Linked DNA regions of Mus musculus: region 2 is linked to region 1. The links are chromatin loops, found by intact Hi-C in ENCODE. Cell type or tissue: left cerebral cortex. All regions are shown on one strand. Links, peaks and the distances in the headings refer to the core of each region. The heading gives the core; the rest is flanking DNA. Region 1 overlaps Ccdc150 (coiled-coil domain containing 150). Region 2 has its middle 19 kb from the start of Hecw2.

What was found. Hi-C counts contacts between places; a loop is a spot of excess contacts. Peaks named below come from ENCODE experiments on the same cell type or tissue, not always from the same donor. Only the 100,000 strongest peaks of a DNase experiment are listed, where the experiment ranks them.
Region 2: a loop joins it to region 1, with 2.2 times the contacts of the local background. A loop is called at or near these places in 2 of 42 quality-filtered maps.

Annotation. Positions count from the first base shown.
Region 1 is chr1:54,320,960-54,329,297 of GRCm38, forward strand. Ccdc150 (coiled-coil domain containing 150) reads left to right here. Exons shown (of 28, transcript NM_030025.2): 16 at 7,998-8,105. Among named protein-coding and RNA genes, the nearest start is that of Ccdc150, 74 kb to the left of the region's middle. In left cerebral cortex, for the core only: no CTCF peak of the experiment used is centred there; no DNase peak of the experiment used is centred there.
Region 2 is chr1:54,210,245-54,218,582 of GRCm38, forward strand. No RefSeq gene overlaps it. Among named protein-coding and RNA genes, the nearest start is that of Hecw2, 19 kb to the left of the region's middle. In left cerebral cortex, for the core only: no CTCF peak of the experiment used is centred there; no DNase peak of the experiment used is centred there.

The sequences.
Region 1 (8,338 bases), core at 164-8,163:
GTGTAAACTGTTGGGTGGTGTATTGTATGACTAGTATATTGTATTGAAAGACCTCAGTGGGGAGACCCCCACTCAAGTCCCAAGACAGTATGCACACCCAAGGAATCACGAGAGACTGTCTTGATGCAAACACACAAGGCATTTTAATGATGGAGCTCTGGGCCAACACATATCTCATGCAGGAGACAGAGGAGTCGACCCTGAGGCTCAAAAGTTAGGGGTTTATATAGGAAAAAAATCGGGGGATAGGGGAAATTGGCATGGTTACACACAATTGGACAGTTTAAACATCAGCAAATTGTATGTGCAGATCGAGGTAACAGCAATTCTGAAGGGCGGGTGCTTGTCTATGTCAGCAGAGCATCTGGTTAACATTTAACACATGTCAGAAGGGCGGGAGACAGGAGAATTGCTAATCTTGTTATGGCTATTTCTTTGAGAACAGCTAATATTATTTTGGTAGCTGCAGGTTTAATCATCCTGAAATGATGTCTCACTTTGTTACAGTTACTGATTTTGTTTTCTGAACATCAAAACTTGTACTGTACTTAAGCCATTAAGGAAACATGGGCCAAAGGTTAAGAACAAGAAGAAGATAAGAAGGGGTAGGAAACAGGACTAGGCAGGGACCCTTTCAGCGAGGCTTGAGGGTCTGGGCGTGATGAAGGTGCACGTAGATCAGATCTCCGACTTGGAACTGGTGGGATGTCTTTGGGGTACCCGGCTCATTCACTGTAGCCAGTTATGACCAGAATTCTTTCTGCACCACCTGCAAGCCTTTTAACTTAGCATACAGATCATTATTACAACAACATGTAGATTTAAACACATCATTTAAGACAGTTATGGGCATGGGAGCCCTATAAACAATCTCAAAAAGAGTAACTAGACTGAATCAAGAGGGAGTATTTCAGTTCCAAATAGGGCAAGGGGAAGGAGCACCAAGTCTACGCCAGTCTCCATGGTTAATTTTGTCAAGGTCTCTTTTAGAGTTCTATTCATTCTTTCTATCTGTCCTGAGCTCTGAGGTCTGTACACACATTGTAATTTTCATTTGCCCTCTAAATACTTGGCCACACCCTGACTTATCTGGGCAACAGAGGCAGGGCCATTATCTGACACTATTGCTTTTGGCACTCTGAAACTTGGAAACATTTCTTCAGTAATCTTCTTGATGACTATCTGAACAGTCTCATTTTTACAGGGAAAAGCTTCTATCCATCTTGAGTACGTTCACAAAACCCAGAGGGTATTCATATACATATTTTTCTCAGTAAAGTCTATTTCCCAGTAGACACCGGGTCTGTCTTCCCAGTGTCTTTTCCCTGGATCTACTATAGTGTGGCAGACATTGACTCTTTGGCAGGACACACACTTGTGCACCACCTGTTCCACAAGGTGTTTTAAACCTGGTACATGGTACTTAGGCTTGGAGAATGTCTGGATGAGCTTGCTTACCTCTAAGTGAGTCCACTGATGCATCTGTTTGATCACAGCTTCTGCTTGTCTTTGTGGCAGGATTTTCTTTCCCTGGAGGTGTATCACAGTCTCTTATTTTTGCTGAACTGGTGACTGGAATCTTTGGAAATGAGGGCTAAATCCTCTGCTACGTAGGCAAACTCGGGCTCCATTGCCAGGAGCACCAGCAGGGCCATGGTTGTAACTGCTTGTGCTTCTCAGTCTGTCATGTTGTTGCCCCTTGTTATCATGGTATCTCTCTTCTGGTGCCTAGGACAGTGGATGATGTTTACCTTGGCAGGGTCATGGAGGGCCTCAGTAGAGCCAGCATTTCTTCTTTGTTTTTATTTTCTTTTTCTTCCCGGTGTCAGTAGACTCCTCTGTTGATATATGGTCCCATAGACATGAGCTGTGGCAAAAGCATACCTGCTATCCATGTAGATGTTGAGTCTTTTGAGCCGATGTGTCCTCTGGCAGGGCCTGTCCAGCTACCACAGCTGCTCCAGTATGTTTTTTTTTCTCTTCTTCTAGATAGCTGTTCCAGTCTATGAACCAGGTAACATCTGCACCCTCTAGTAACTGGTCTGTCAGATCTCCATGTCACCTATGCGTCTCAGCAAGAACCTGCTGAAAGTCTGGGTCTGGGAGCAGGGTAGCTGAGTTCAGACTTGCGGGAGGCAAAAGTGACTCTATCAGAGTTGAACAACAGAGTCTGGCAATGAGTCATGCGAGCGTTAGTCAGCCATCGATCAGGGCGCTTAAACACACTTTCTAGGGCATGCAGCACTGAGATTACCAGGTTCTGTCACAAAGCCAATATATCTGCGTCCTTGACCAGTAATGTTATAGTAGCCACGGTGTGCAAGCAAGCAGGCCATCCCACTGTCACAGGGTCTAATTTCTTAGATAAGTGTGCCACAGGTCTTTTCCAGGGCCTCAATCTCTGAGTAAGAACCCCTTTGGCAATATCTTTGTTCTCAGTCACATCTGGGAGGCCTAACGCTGAAGCCAACATTAGGGCAGTCTTAATGGCATCAAAGGCCTATTGTTCATTATTTTCCATACGAACGGCTGTTTTTAATTCAACAAAACCTGGAATCCACAGTCTGCAAAAGTCCACAGTGCTCAGGAACTTCTCTAACTTGATTTGAACTGGTCGGTGGGGGGAATATGAAACACAGTCTCTTTTCTAGCTGCTTCGGCAGGTAGGCCACAGGCCTCTTCCAAGGACTCGGCTTCTGTGTTAGCACCCCCTTTTGCTATCCCTTTACTTTTAGCCACAAACAGGTGGAAGGGTTTGGTCACGAGGCAGGGGGGGGGGGCTCCTCTTCTTTTTGTTGGGGCAGTCTCTCACCCAGTGCCCTTTTTCTTTACAGTAAACACATTGATCTTTAGCCAAAAGCTTTCTGTAGTTGCCAGGTACTATCTAAGTTCTCTAGTTTCTCTGACTATTGTGGCTAGCATCTTCTCTTATTCCTTTTTAATTCCCTGGCTCCCTGTTCCTTATAGATCATTTCTAAGTGCTAGCATTATCAGCATGTGCCAGTTTGCTGAGCTGTAGTCTTTCTTATTTACCTCTTTGCTGCTGTTTCCTAACTGTAATGGAGATCTCATACAATGCTCTCTCTCTCTCTCTCCATAGATAGATAGATAGATAGATAGATAGATAGATAGATAGATAGATAGATAGATAGATAGATAGATGTAGATGTAGATGTAGATGTAGATGTAGATGTAGATGTAGATGTAGATGTAGATGTAGATGTAGATGTAGATATATCTTTTTGTTTCTCCTCCTTGTCTTTGCTTCCTTTGGATGTTATCTAATTATCACGTCCCTATCCTATCACTTATCTTCTCTCATAGTTCACCTCTACCCTGTTTTATCCTTCTGTCTCACTGCACATCTCTGATTCTGAATCTGGTCTCTGTCTTTGTCAGCCTCATGTTTCCTCAACTCTTCCTCTTGCCTGTCTCTTACTTACTGGTTCCTCTTCTAAATATTTCTCATTCAGAATATTGCTCCCATTTCAGACCTCTCTAATCTCCTTCATCTCTATTTTCACTTCTCCTCACTGTTAACCTCTCTATTTGCCACTGTCATCCATCTCTCCTGAGTCTGCTGAAGCTTTGCTCTTAACTCACTTCCCTCCAGACCTCTATCCTTCCTTCGTTTCTCCTCCTCTGCACTTTCTTATTGATTTACACTAACTTTCTTACCGACTTACCCTGTCCTTCTCCTAACTTCTGTAACTTCCTGTTACCTTGGTCAGATTGTTGGGGCACTTTCTAGCCCCACAGAGACAAAACCCCCATCAGAGCCTGGTGGTTAGACTCGCAGGTGCTCCTTACCTTGGACAGGAGAAGCCCCAAGTGGGCAGATGCCTCCCTCACTGGAGCTTGGAACAGACTCATGGCCAGCAGGGAGGGGGCCCCGAGAAGATACATGGGGCAGGGAAGGGAACCCAGCTCTCACAGCCAGCTGCTGGGTCACTGACATCTCAAAGTGAAAGCTCTTTTTCTGCTAACAAGAGGCACGCTGGCTTACTGCCAAAGCCTAGAGATGGGCAGGTGGGATCCAGGGGAAAGGGAAACATAATTAGGCAAGTATGAGAAGCAGCCAGGGCTAGGAATACCACAGGGCACCCCTGGCCGGCCACTTCTACAGCCTCCTCCATCTCTCCTTCAGCAGCCACAACTGTGCCGCTGACTTCTCAGGGACCACCTCTTGTTCTTTCCTCCCTAGGCTCCAGGTCCCTGGGTGGGACCACTGTGACCCGATGGCTGCTCTCTGGAGTTGGAGAGTGGGAGGCAGTGCAGCTGAGGATCTGAAAGGAAGAGGTCAGCATCGGGATCTGACAGGATTCTTAGGCTTATTCCAGAGGGCATAACTCAAAACAGTCCTCAGCCATCAGTCCAAGTCCAAACGCAAAGAGACAAACAAAACACACAACCGAAACCTTCCAGATAAAGTGTCACAGTAATTCCACAGATACAGAAAGTAACCGAACAAACAAGACCAATACAGGGCGTCTTACACACCAGAGTGTCCTCGTTGTGGCCAGTGACGTTTTGGCACATCTGCCTGTCACTGCAACCACCCCAAATGGGCCCCTTTCCATGAGAAGGCCCCCAAAACCTAAGACCGGCCTAAAACCAAACCAAGATAACCAGTCGTCCCCTTAGGACTGAAACCAGACAAACCAAAAGCAAAACAGAATCAGAAGGAGGACACACAAGTGAACAAGACAGACAGACAGATAGGCAGGCAGGCAGGGAGGGATTCCACTTCTACTCCCTTCCCAGTAGGAGCACTCTGTCTCCTTCATTCTGAAAGACAAAAGCCAGGCTCTCTTGACTTTCCTGATGGGGTGGGATTCCACTTCCACTCCCTTCCTGACAGGGTGGGATTCCACATCCACTCCCTTCCACCCTTGGAACGTCTTCCAGGGTTGCAGCCTACGGCCCTAGGATGTCTCCTTCCACAGCCACTGGGTCCTTACAGCCCACAGTGGCAGCTGCCAGAAAACTGAAACCAAACACAAACTCAGCGGCCCCATACTCGGGCATTCAGACAACATATAAGACTCACACAGACATACCTCCAAGGGGTCTTCGGGGTTCCTGGGTGTCATGCAAATCTTGGTGGAACCTCCAAATGAAAGACCTCAGTGGGGAGACCCCCCACTCAAGTCCCAAGACAGTGCGCACACCCAAGGAATCACGAGAGACTGTCTTGATGCAAACACACAAGGCATTTTAATGATGGAGCTCTGGGCCAACACATATCTCACACAGGAGACAGAGGAGTCAACCCTGAGGCTCAAAAGTTAGGGGTTTATATAGGAAAAAAGTTGGGGGATAGGGGAAATTGTCATGGTTACACACAATTGGATAGTTTAACCATCAGCAAATTGTACGTGCAGATGGAGGTAACAGCAATTCTGCAGGGCGGGTGCTTATCTATGTCAGCAGAGCATCTGGTTAACATTTAACCCATGTCAGAAGGGCAGGAAACAGGAGAATTACTAATTTTGTTATGGCTATTTCTTTGAGAACAGCTAATATTATTTTGGTAGCTGCAGGTTTAATCATTTTGACCACTAAAACTATGTTTTTACACTTGTTTGGTCAGCCAGCTTCCTTATCTGGCTCTGCACTTTGCCTGCTAGTACAGTTTGGAATGTCCTTTTCAAAGGGGGAAGGTACTGGGTGGTCTTGAATTCATTTTGGATATTACAGTATGACTAGTAGGCAGGGGCCATAGAAATAAAAATGACCAGACTGTGCTGAAATCACCATAGTTGCCTGAATGTGTTTATTTGTAGTCAAAATGTATTTGGAGTTAGGGCTTAGGACAATGGCAGAATATTTGCCTAACATGCCAAACCGCTAACAGCTGGGCTAAACAATGTAAAATGAAACCCACTTAGGCTCTGGACTGGACAATTGAAATGTTGAGTAATCTCACAATAGGCTTGCCAAACATGTCAGCATTCATTTTTCCCTCATATTAAAGTTAGTAGACAAACAAGGTTCAGAGCTTGAAGGCAAATGAAAGGCAGTTGAAATGAGTTACACTTATAGTACGGTCCTGGCTTTACTCTCAGTGCCACAAAATGAAACTGGAATTTTAAAAATTGGCTATTTGGGTTATTTTAACTCTAAATCTCATTTCAATTTATAAATGAACTGCCATTGTAGATATGTCATACTTTATTTAAATTTTGCAATGTATACTAAAAATATCTAGGAAATGTAATGAATCAATATTTACATTACAGTGTAAACAGGTTAAAAGGAAGCTCTTAATTTTTTTGGCTGTCTCATAATTTATGTAACTATAGGTACCAATATATATTGCTATCTATAGGGATATATAATAGATACTCTGTGTGTGTGTGTGTGTGTGTGTGTGTGTGTGTGTGTATTCAGATCAATGGAACTGTATGAGCATCTGACCATGGCCTAATTTAGCCATGTTCCCAGACTTATTGATAAGCAGGTAACAGACTGGTTTTTAACACTTACTAGATCACCAGACTTGAGGGAGCAGGGTTCATTTGCTTCTGACCAGTGCTTCTGTGTTCCTTCCTGTCTTAAATATCTTGAGTAAGAATTCCTACTAAGTGATAAAAGATAAAGTACTTTAACTGACGGTAGGCTGCACTTCACTGTTCCTCGGAGGCTACAAGATGGTGAGTCCTAAGGATGAAGTAAAACTTATTATTCCATAAATGCCGCGGACCGGCCTCAGTCAGCCACCCTCAATCTGTGGGAGAAAATTGGGTTCCCGGTATGGTGGGCAATGGAGTTGGTGACGAAAAAGGGGGGTGACAAACAGATATGAAAACAGAGAGAGTGTGTGGTATCTGAATGTAATGTGTCTCAAAGCGAGTACCAGTCTTATGAGTGACTTTTACACAAAACAGAGGAATGCATACTAAAAGCTAACAGGAACCAACTGGGATAGAACCCTTGTCAACAATTGGGATCAAAAGCAGCCCCACCTAAGGTCAGCTTAATCTAAGAAGTCAGGGGCAAGGGCTTGTGCCCTTGTCATAGTTCCTATTCTAGTCCCCCTTCCCCCTAGGCCATTGTAAATTCCTGTGTATGGGTGTAACTCAGCTATCTATAGTTCTAAGTATCTACTCTGGCTCTTCCTTAGACCACAAACCTTCCTTCCTTCCTAGATAATGGTAAATTCCTTTGTAGGGCAGTGACTCAGCTATCCATGCCCAGGGTCGGCTGAAAGACTGCCTAGGACTGGTGAAGAATCTAACTTAGCTATATGTCAAAATCATAGAGGCACTTAAAGCAATACTGAGGGAAAGCACACAGATCTGTCCACTGACTAAAGCGAGGACAGATTTGGAGCATTCGTTATTACAGGATGCCACGGTTCCAGAAGACTAAGTTTCCATGAACTTTTCGCCTCGGGACCAAGTCCAGGCTTTTCAGCCTGTCACAAAGTAATCTTATTTAAGAACTCACAGTAACCCTTCTGCCTCTGCTTCTTAAGGACTAAGATAACAGGTATGTATCACCATGCCTTTAGGAGGTAATTTTAAAATACAATGCAACATATAAGCACTCTATTTAACTTTCCTAGTTCTCTTTGAGCAAAATACAAGTCAATCTCTCTCTCTCTCTCTCTCTCTCTCTCTCTCTCTCTCTCTCTCTCTCTCTCTCTCTCTCTCTCTCTCTCTCTCTCTCTCTCTCTCCTCCTAATTATCCACCCTCAGAAATTGTTCTGAATACTGGTACCACAGTTCACTCGTATTTGAGATTTATCTGCAGAACAGTCTTCCCGGAATTATTCATGATCATCTCCATTTGGACTTTCCTTAGGCCACAGAGAGCAGATGCCTTGTCTTAACCCGTTTACACAGCTGTAGCCTGCTTGTAGCAATGAGTTAAGACAGAATTGTTTGCAACATTAGAAAAATGCAGGATTTGCTTTTCAAGTTTCATGTGTTCTCTATTTTTTTTTAACAAAAACGTATGACATCTTCCTCCACTCTTTGTTTTCCTTGTAGACAAAGGTTAAACAGCTAGAAGCACAGCTTCACACATTCGCTGAAACCATGCTGCAGAAGGACCATCTACATAAGCTGAATAAGGCTTTAGAGGTCAAATATACTCAGGTATGCCTAGTGCCTGCAGAAAGCAACTGCTGTGAGGCACCGGTACAATGGTGCAAGTTCGAGGCATTGCTTGGTGCCTCTGCCCTCCCCTGCACAATCCTGCAAAGGTGGAGATCTTCTCTTAAACTCAGTTTAAACCCCTGCTGTGTGTAAGGTTCTGCTGAGAGCTAGAGGGAGTTAGAAAGATGCCTTCACCAGAATTAGAATGGTCAACATGCTTCATGTTTCTAACA
Region 2 (8,338 bases), core at 159-8,158, 110 kb before region 1:
TTGACATAAGCTAGAGTCATTAGAGAAGAGGGAGATCCAGTTAACAAAGTGCCCCAATTTTAAGGCATTGTTAAATTAGTGATCATTGGGGGAGGGCCTAGCCCATTGTGGGTGGGGCTGCACCGGGACTGATGTCCTGGGTTCTATAAGAAAGCAGACTGAGCAAGCCAGGGGAAGGAAGCCAGGTAGCAGCACCTCTCCATGGCCTTTACATCAGGTTTTGCCTACAGGTTCTTACCATGCTTGAGTAATTGTCCTGACTTCCTTTGATGCTGGACAGCAATATAGAAGTGTAAGCCAAATAAACCCTTTCCTCCTGTCTTAATTAGGATTTCATTACTATGAAGAGACACCATGACCAAAGCAATTCCTATAAAGACAAACACTTAACTAGGGCTGGCTTACAGTTTCAGAGGTTCAGTCCATTATCATCATGGTGAGAAACATGGCAGCATACAAGCAGACATGGTGCTAGAGAAGCCAAGAGTTCTACATCTTATTCAGAAGGCAACCAGGGGAAACTATCTTCTGCAGGCAGCCAAGAGGAGGGTCTCCCTCCCATCCTGGGCAGAGCTTGAGCATAGGCCATCAAAGCCCACCCCCACCTTGACACACTTACTCCTACAATACCACACCTACTCCAACAAGGCCACATCTCCTAATTGTGCCACTTCCCATGGGTCAAGCCTATTCAAACCACTACACTGTTCAAATTGTTTTGACCATGGTATGTCATCATAGTAATAGAAACCCTAACAGTTCCTTATAACATTTTCAGTTACATAGGAAGCTCCCCCAACATCTGATGTTAATGGATATATTATATTTTGACAATTTCCAAAGATAAGAAGAAAAGAAATTAAGATATAAAAAGTCTCCAAAACTGAAGAGATGACTCATCAGTTAAGAGCACTGACTGCTCTTTCAGAGGACCTGAGTTCAATTCCCAACAACCACATGGTAGATCACAACCATCTATAAGAGGATCTGATGTCCTCTTTTGTCTGAAGACAGCTACAGTGTACTCATATAAATAAAATAAATATTTTTAATGAAAAGTTATTACCAAAGAGGAAGGTATTTTTATTTTATACCTAAAATGTATCATGAGTGAATTGAAAATACAATATGTACGATATAGTCTGCATATTTTTCTTATTGGTGGACAGAATGACCCAGCATTTAAAACTTGGTTTAAAATTAACCCGAGACATGATTCTGTTTATGGGGAAGACTGTGTCTGATGCTATAGCCTTTGGCCAAAGAAAATACACTTTTCCCAGAAGCTGTATCATTACTGACAGTTGTGCCAAGAAGTTTCTGTTGTGTCTTAGTTTAAGGTCACACAAAGGTGACACAGCAATTAATCTAAGAAGACTCAACGTAAAATGGAAGCATAGAAAGTACAAGGAAATTGAAAGCAAAAGTGAAATAACATCAAATACAAGAAGTTTGATTATGGTATCCTTTTAAGTATTGTTCCTCACTTATGTCCGGGGCCAGTGTGACACCACCTCAGACTTATCTTCTGACCCTGTATTATCTGTAAGTCAAGCCAGTCCTCAGACTGGGGTTCCTCCATTCATTGCCCAGCTTTGTGTCCTGGGAGGCTTACCCATAGGTCTGCACAGCTGCTCCTTCATTCACTAGCCCTGGAGATCAGAATGTCCCTCACAGCCATCCATCCTTATTCCCTCCACAGGGAGTCTACCCTCCACTGCTGCAGCCCCTCCTGCACTCCAGGGACATGCCTTCCCTTCCCCCACCCCTTTACTTATGGATAGCATCATCATTCCATTGCTGCTTGGGTCCCTCAGTAATCCTTGTTTACCTAACTCCAACCAAGCCTCTGTGAAAGGACTTTTCATGACATTCCCCAGGGTATCCCAGCCCAGTAGGCCTTTTATGTTCTATAGGGCACTCTGGCAGACATTTTCAGGATATTCACACTTTGAGAAATGATATAGTCACAGAAGTGCATCTGGGCTAGACGGCCTTTATGGTTCAGATCAATAGATTTCAAGTCAATAGAACCTGAATCAATTGCCATTGGGTAATCTTAGCTCTACATTCATTGAGTCTGTTTTGATACTGAATTACTGGTGCTGTTTACATTTCTGTTTACTGACCTGTAGATGAAGAGCATTTTCGGTACTCGAACTGTTCAATCATTAGATCAAGATTCTGCCATCTGGTAGAGATAACAGAAGATTTTGCAGACAGATATTTGTATCATGTTTGTGCTTGCTGGTTTTGTGTGTCAACTTGACACAAGCTGGAGTTATCACAGAGAAAGAAAGCTTCAATTGAGGAAATGCCTCCATGAGATCCAGCTGTAAGGCATTTTCTCAATTAGTGATCAAGGGAGGAGGGCCCCTTGTGGGTGGTGCCATCCCTGGGCTGGTAGTCTTGGGTTCTATAAGAGAGCAGGCTGAGCAAGCCAGGGGAAGCAAGGCAGTAAGACACATCCCTCCATGGCCTCTGCATCAGCTCCTGCTTCCTGACCTGCTTGAGTTCCAGTCCTGACATCCTTTGGTGATGAACAGCAATGTGGAAAGTGTAAGCTGAATAAATCCTTTCCTCTCCAACTTGCATCTTGGTCATGATGTTTGTGCAGAAATAAAAACCCTAAGAAAATGTTATTGTGGTATCACACTCAGAACCATACTCTAGATATTTTATGGACTATTTTTTGCATGATTTGCTTTTGTGTTGTTCATATGTGTGATTTTGTTTTGGGTTGTTTTGTTTTGTTTTGTTTTGTTTAAAGAGGACTTAGATGGCTTAGTGGGCAAAGACGCCAAACCTGCCACCAAACCTAAGGACCTGAGTTCAGTCTCCAAAGCCTCCATAGTGAAAAGAGAGAAATGGCTACTGCAAGTTGTCCTCTGACTTCCATATACGCAAGCTATGGAAGACACACACACAGAGGCACACATGCACATGTACACACAAACGTGCAAAGCACACATATACAAAGCACATTTGTCACACAATCAATCACTTTAATAAATATAAAAATTTTAAAACTCACATGGGATACTATACAAATAATGAAAATAAGCAAATAATAGTTAAATAACGATATTGGTTATCGTCACAAGCAAGTGTTGAATAAAAACAACAGATGCAAAAGGATGTATGTTGAGGCCTGGGATGTAGTTGAATTGATAAAGTGCTTACTTAACATGCAGAAGACCCTAGATTTTTTTTTTAAACAAAAAAAGTTCCACTGAAGTCTTTTTAACTTTTTTTGAAACCTTATTTCCTTCTTGGTACACCAGAGCAATGATTTGTAACTGGAAATCTGCTTGTGTTTTGGAATTCTGCACTTACCAACTCAAAGCCTCGATATGTGTGGAGTTTCTACTGTGACTTCAATGTTTGTACCTCTTCCATTATTATATTGATTCCTGATTCCTAATGTGATATGTCAGGAGGCAGGCCTGTGGGAGGCAATCAGACCATGAGCAAACAATCTTGTGAAAAACTAAACGGCCCCCAGAAGTTTGTTTAGTTTTTTACTCTGTAAAGATGGAATTAGAAGGCACCATCCACGAAGGACTATGTCCTTCACCAGACACCCAGGCTGCTAGAATTTTCATCTTGGACTCTTCAGTCTCTAGAAATGTGAAAACCAAATCTATGTTGTCAATATGCTACCGAGCATATGGTATTTTGTTACAGCACACCAAACAGGCTAAGAGAGTCTGCTGATATCTTGTCATCCAATTTTGGGGATCTTGTCCATATCCTCCCTGTCGTCTATTTAAAAAGACATGTGTTCACTAGCACATACAGTAGCTTTATTCACAAAATGTGGAAACAATTCAATGTCCAGAAAAATGAAATGGATAAACAAATATGGTATATAAATGAAGTGAGTATTATGCAGCCTTGAAAAGGAGGAATCTTGAAGACACTAGACTACAACAAGGTAGACACAACTGGACAAATAGAAGGGCTCTTGGTCAATCAGATTCAAAGACAGTGAGTGGAGTAGCCATGGCTCCTGGGGAGGAGGAGGACGTGTGAAGCTGCTGGTTAACAGGAACTGGGTTTCAGATTATAAAGATAAAAAAAAAATTCTGAAAATAGATGGTTGTACCAGTGTGAGTGCACATTACCTGCACACTGAATTGAAATTAATTTTTTCTTAAGTCCTAGTCATCTTTTCATAAAAATAAGCTAAGGAGTCACTCTGCTAAGCAGAGAGCATAACATCAAACTGAAGACCCCCCAAAAAGCACGGCATCAGTAGCCCCCCAACTTGTGGTGAATGCTCCCCCACTTCTGCATTTGGAGATGGTGTTCACTGATCTCCTTACTGATCCTTATTTACTGTGTCTGAATAGAGGTGGTGAGACCAAGCTTTATATGCTCATCCTACAGGCCACACAGGGTTCCTCAGCTCCCTGATCTAAAGCAGCCCCTTCCCTGTGAACTCCTTAGGAAGCTGAGACCTACCCAGAAACAGTTGCCATGCCAAAGAGACTCTGTTTACACAGCACTCAGAGGCAACACTAATGATCACTAAAGAACCCATGCACCAAGAGATGGGGGTGGGGGGTTTCATTCTACTTTGCCTTGACTCTTCTAAAGGAAAATACTGTTTTTCTCTAAGTAGCATCATGTAATTGTTTCTGCTAACAGTTAAGAGTTTATTAGTTTAGGCCTTTGATCATTTTGGTTTAGTTTGTTCATAATAAGCTAGACTTACCTCATGACCTAGCTATCACATGAAACAGAAATACCACATAGATTCCTCCTTCTCCTTCTCCTTCTCTCTCTCTCTCCTTCTCCTTCTCCTCCTTCTCCTTCTCCTTCTCCTTCTCCTCCTCCTCCTCCTCCTCCTCCTCCTCCTCCTCCTCCTCCTCCTCCTCCTTCTTCTTCTTCTTTTTTTCAAGACAGGGTTTCTCTGCATAGCCCTGGTTGTCCTGGAACTCACTTTGTAGACCAGGCTGGCCTTGAACTCAGAAATCCACCTGCCTCTGCCTCCCGAGTGCTGGGATTAAAGGCGTGGCCAACCACGCCGTCCTAGATTCCTTCTTTTATGGAAGAATTCTAGCTATTATATTTCTTTCATGGGTGTACAATATACAAAAATTTCCAAAACACTTAGTGTCGACATTACAAAATTAGAAAATTGCACTATGATTAAGAGTGTCCAAATATCCTCTGTACAACCATTGTATTTATGACAATCAAGCTTCTTTTAGTGCTAAGTTTTCTAATACAATTAAAAAGTCTTTGATCTACTCTTTGAAATCCAGTTGTAAATACAGTTTTCCCACTGTTAACTAAAGCTGTTATGGCAACACCTTAATGCTACTCTGCTACCACTGCCCAAAGACTGTCTTCCCTGGGAGCAGATGAAATGACACCCTGTGGCCTTCACAGCTACCCAGAGCTTAAATTTAAAGTCCATTAATTTAAGACAAGCCTCTTCTTAGGTGAACTATGCTTTTATGATTGGAAGGATATAATACTGATGGCCTTGGAAACTGGCTGTCCCCAAGCAACGAGAGGTTTGGAGAACATATGCCATTCCTTCTATTGCAGAAGAAACCAACAGAGCTACATCTTACAGTCCTAGAGCTATTTATCTTACAGTCCTAGAAGTCAAAAGTCTGGAGTTGGTTTTAGTGAACTCAAGTGAAGGCCCACCAGGCCTGTCCTCTGCAGATGTTAAATAAGGATTAGTTATTTTTTATTTCCTTGACTTTTCCAAACCTCCTAGAGGTTGCCTATATTGTGTGGGTTGTGACTTTCAAAGCTATAGTTTCAAGTGACATCAGTATAACAGGTAGTATGACAGGTAGTATAACACTTTCAGGCACCAGAAACTAGAGTAGATTCTCTTCTACGAAGAACTATATCTCTAGAAAAAAAAATTTCTAAGATGATTCCAGATATAGTTATAATATTAAAATTTCATTTAATTTATTAGGTATGTATTATATGTGTGTGTTTGTACATGCAACTACAGAGGAAACACGTTTGAACATCTGTGAGATCAAAGTCAATCAGGTACCTTCCTCTCTCACTCTCTGTATTACTTTTAGTCTCTCACTGAACTTAGAGCAATTTGTCAAGCTAGACTGGCTGACCAGCGAGTTCCAAGGATCCACTCGGTCTGTCCTCAACCCAGCACTGGGGGCACTGACGTTGCGTAGCTTTTATATGCATGCTGGAGATTAGAACTCCGGTTCTCATGCTTGTATGGCAAGCACTTCATCTGACCCATCTCTGCAAGCCTCCTATTAAAATATGGCCAAATGATTTGGTGAGGGGGGAGACTCTTCTGGGAAGAGCGGTTTAAAGATGTGGATTGAGCTACAATGTAATGTGTTATCCTTTTTGCTTCAAACTCTTCTGCCTCAAAAAATTGGCAAGTAATCATACCTGAGGAATGTAACAGACCTGAGGAGTGTAATTCATGTCTAGGGTAGTGAAGCCAAAAGTAGCCTTTGCAAACTATGCTACAAAACCTAAACTGCCAAGCTCTGGATTTATTATACATGACAGAATAAAGACTGAGACATAAGCCACTATCCTCATCTATGTTACTATAGACCAAAACAATTCTTACCTAACTGAAACTGACAACCTTGTTTGGCACCAGTTGTTCTGACACTATTTGTTGAAAGTCCCAGTGCTTTATGTGCCTCTGCATTTCTTGTGATATTAAGGTAGATTTAGCAGTGACAGGATGGACCCCTTATCTTATTAGGGTTTCATTGCTGTGAAGAGACAATGACCACAGCAACTCTTTTAAGGGCAAACATTTAATTGGAGCTTGCTTACAGGTTCAGAGGTTTAGTCCATTATCATTATGGTGGGAAGCATGGCAGCATCCAGGCAGGCATACACTGGAGGAGTTAAGAGTTCTACCTCTTGTTCCAACGGCTGCTAGAAGACTGACTTCCAGGAAGCTAGGAGGAAGGTTTCAATTCCTCCAATAAGGCCGCACCCACTCCAACAAGGCCATACCTCCTAATAGTGCCACTCCCTGGGCCAAGCATATTTAAACCAACCCACATCTATAACTGAAACCTGCATCAAGCACACCCTGAGTTAAGTTCTTGTGCTGCATCATCAGCCAAGCAAGATGACGAAAGCAATGCCACCTTCCTCATATCCAATGTCCTTAAGTACAGAGGGATAAGAAGGAAAACCTCCTTTCCTGAGGTGCCTACAAGGTCGTCTTAGGTTGCGCTGATTCTGACCAGATTAAGAGCACCTTATGGTTTAGAAATAAAATGGCCTTTATGGTTTCCGTATTAAAGGCTTGGTTCACAGCTAGATCCAGAAAGAGGTGATTGAATCACAAAGGCTCTTGCCAAGGCCATGTGTGAATTCACTAGTGGGGTCATAACTCAATGGCATTATTGGGAAATGGTAGAAATGTTTGGAGGTGGGGCATAGTTAAATGAAATCAGTCACTCAATGTGTGTTATTAGGGGCTATATCTTTCCCTGGCCCCTCCCAGTCTCCCTGCTTCCCCTTCTACTATAACATTCTGTCTTACTATAGACACACCAACAATGCGATCAGCCAATTATGAACCATGAACCAATATAATGCTTGTCTTTCACGAGTTGCTTGTCATGTTTTGTTTTTAAGAAAACTAAAGTCTAAGTAACACAGTAATGAGTGGGCCATGAGGCAGGGCTGCTATCTGGGGCATGGAAATGAGTTTTTTATCCCAGCTCCCCTCTTTCTCCTGTCTTACAAGAGGTGACACCCCATGCCACCGTATGCTCTGTGACACGTTGTTCTACTTCACCAGGAACTAGACCAGAAGCAATTTCACCACAAAAGCTCTGCAACCATGACCCTAAGAAAAACCCTCTCTTCCAGGTTGGTTTCCTGTATTTTAACATAGCAACAGAAATCTAACTAACACAGGGCATATTTCTCAACCAATTAGCTCAGGACAGGATTGAAATTTTGTGATTTTTTTTAACTCAAGTCAATCAGTATCCATCCCTACAAGTAGGCATAGGGCCCATTCCACACAAGTCACATGGCTGAGAATCCACAAGTGTAATAAAGCAGCAAAGTTAATTATGTAAAGATTTGATACCCCATGGTGGGGTTAGGGGAGGCAAAAGGGAGGGGGAGGGGGAAGAATTCTGCCAGGGGAGAACAGGAGGGGAGGCAACATTTGGGGTGTAAATAAAATAATTAATTGATTAATAAAAAATAAAGTGGCAAAATATATAACTTTGAAAGAGGTCTATAAAGGTTAAAGTATAAGCACCCATAAACTCCTCTCTCTCTCTCTCTCTCCCACACACACCCCATCCCTTACTCCTTCCCTCTGTGTCTCTCT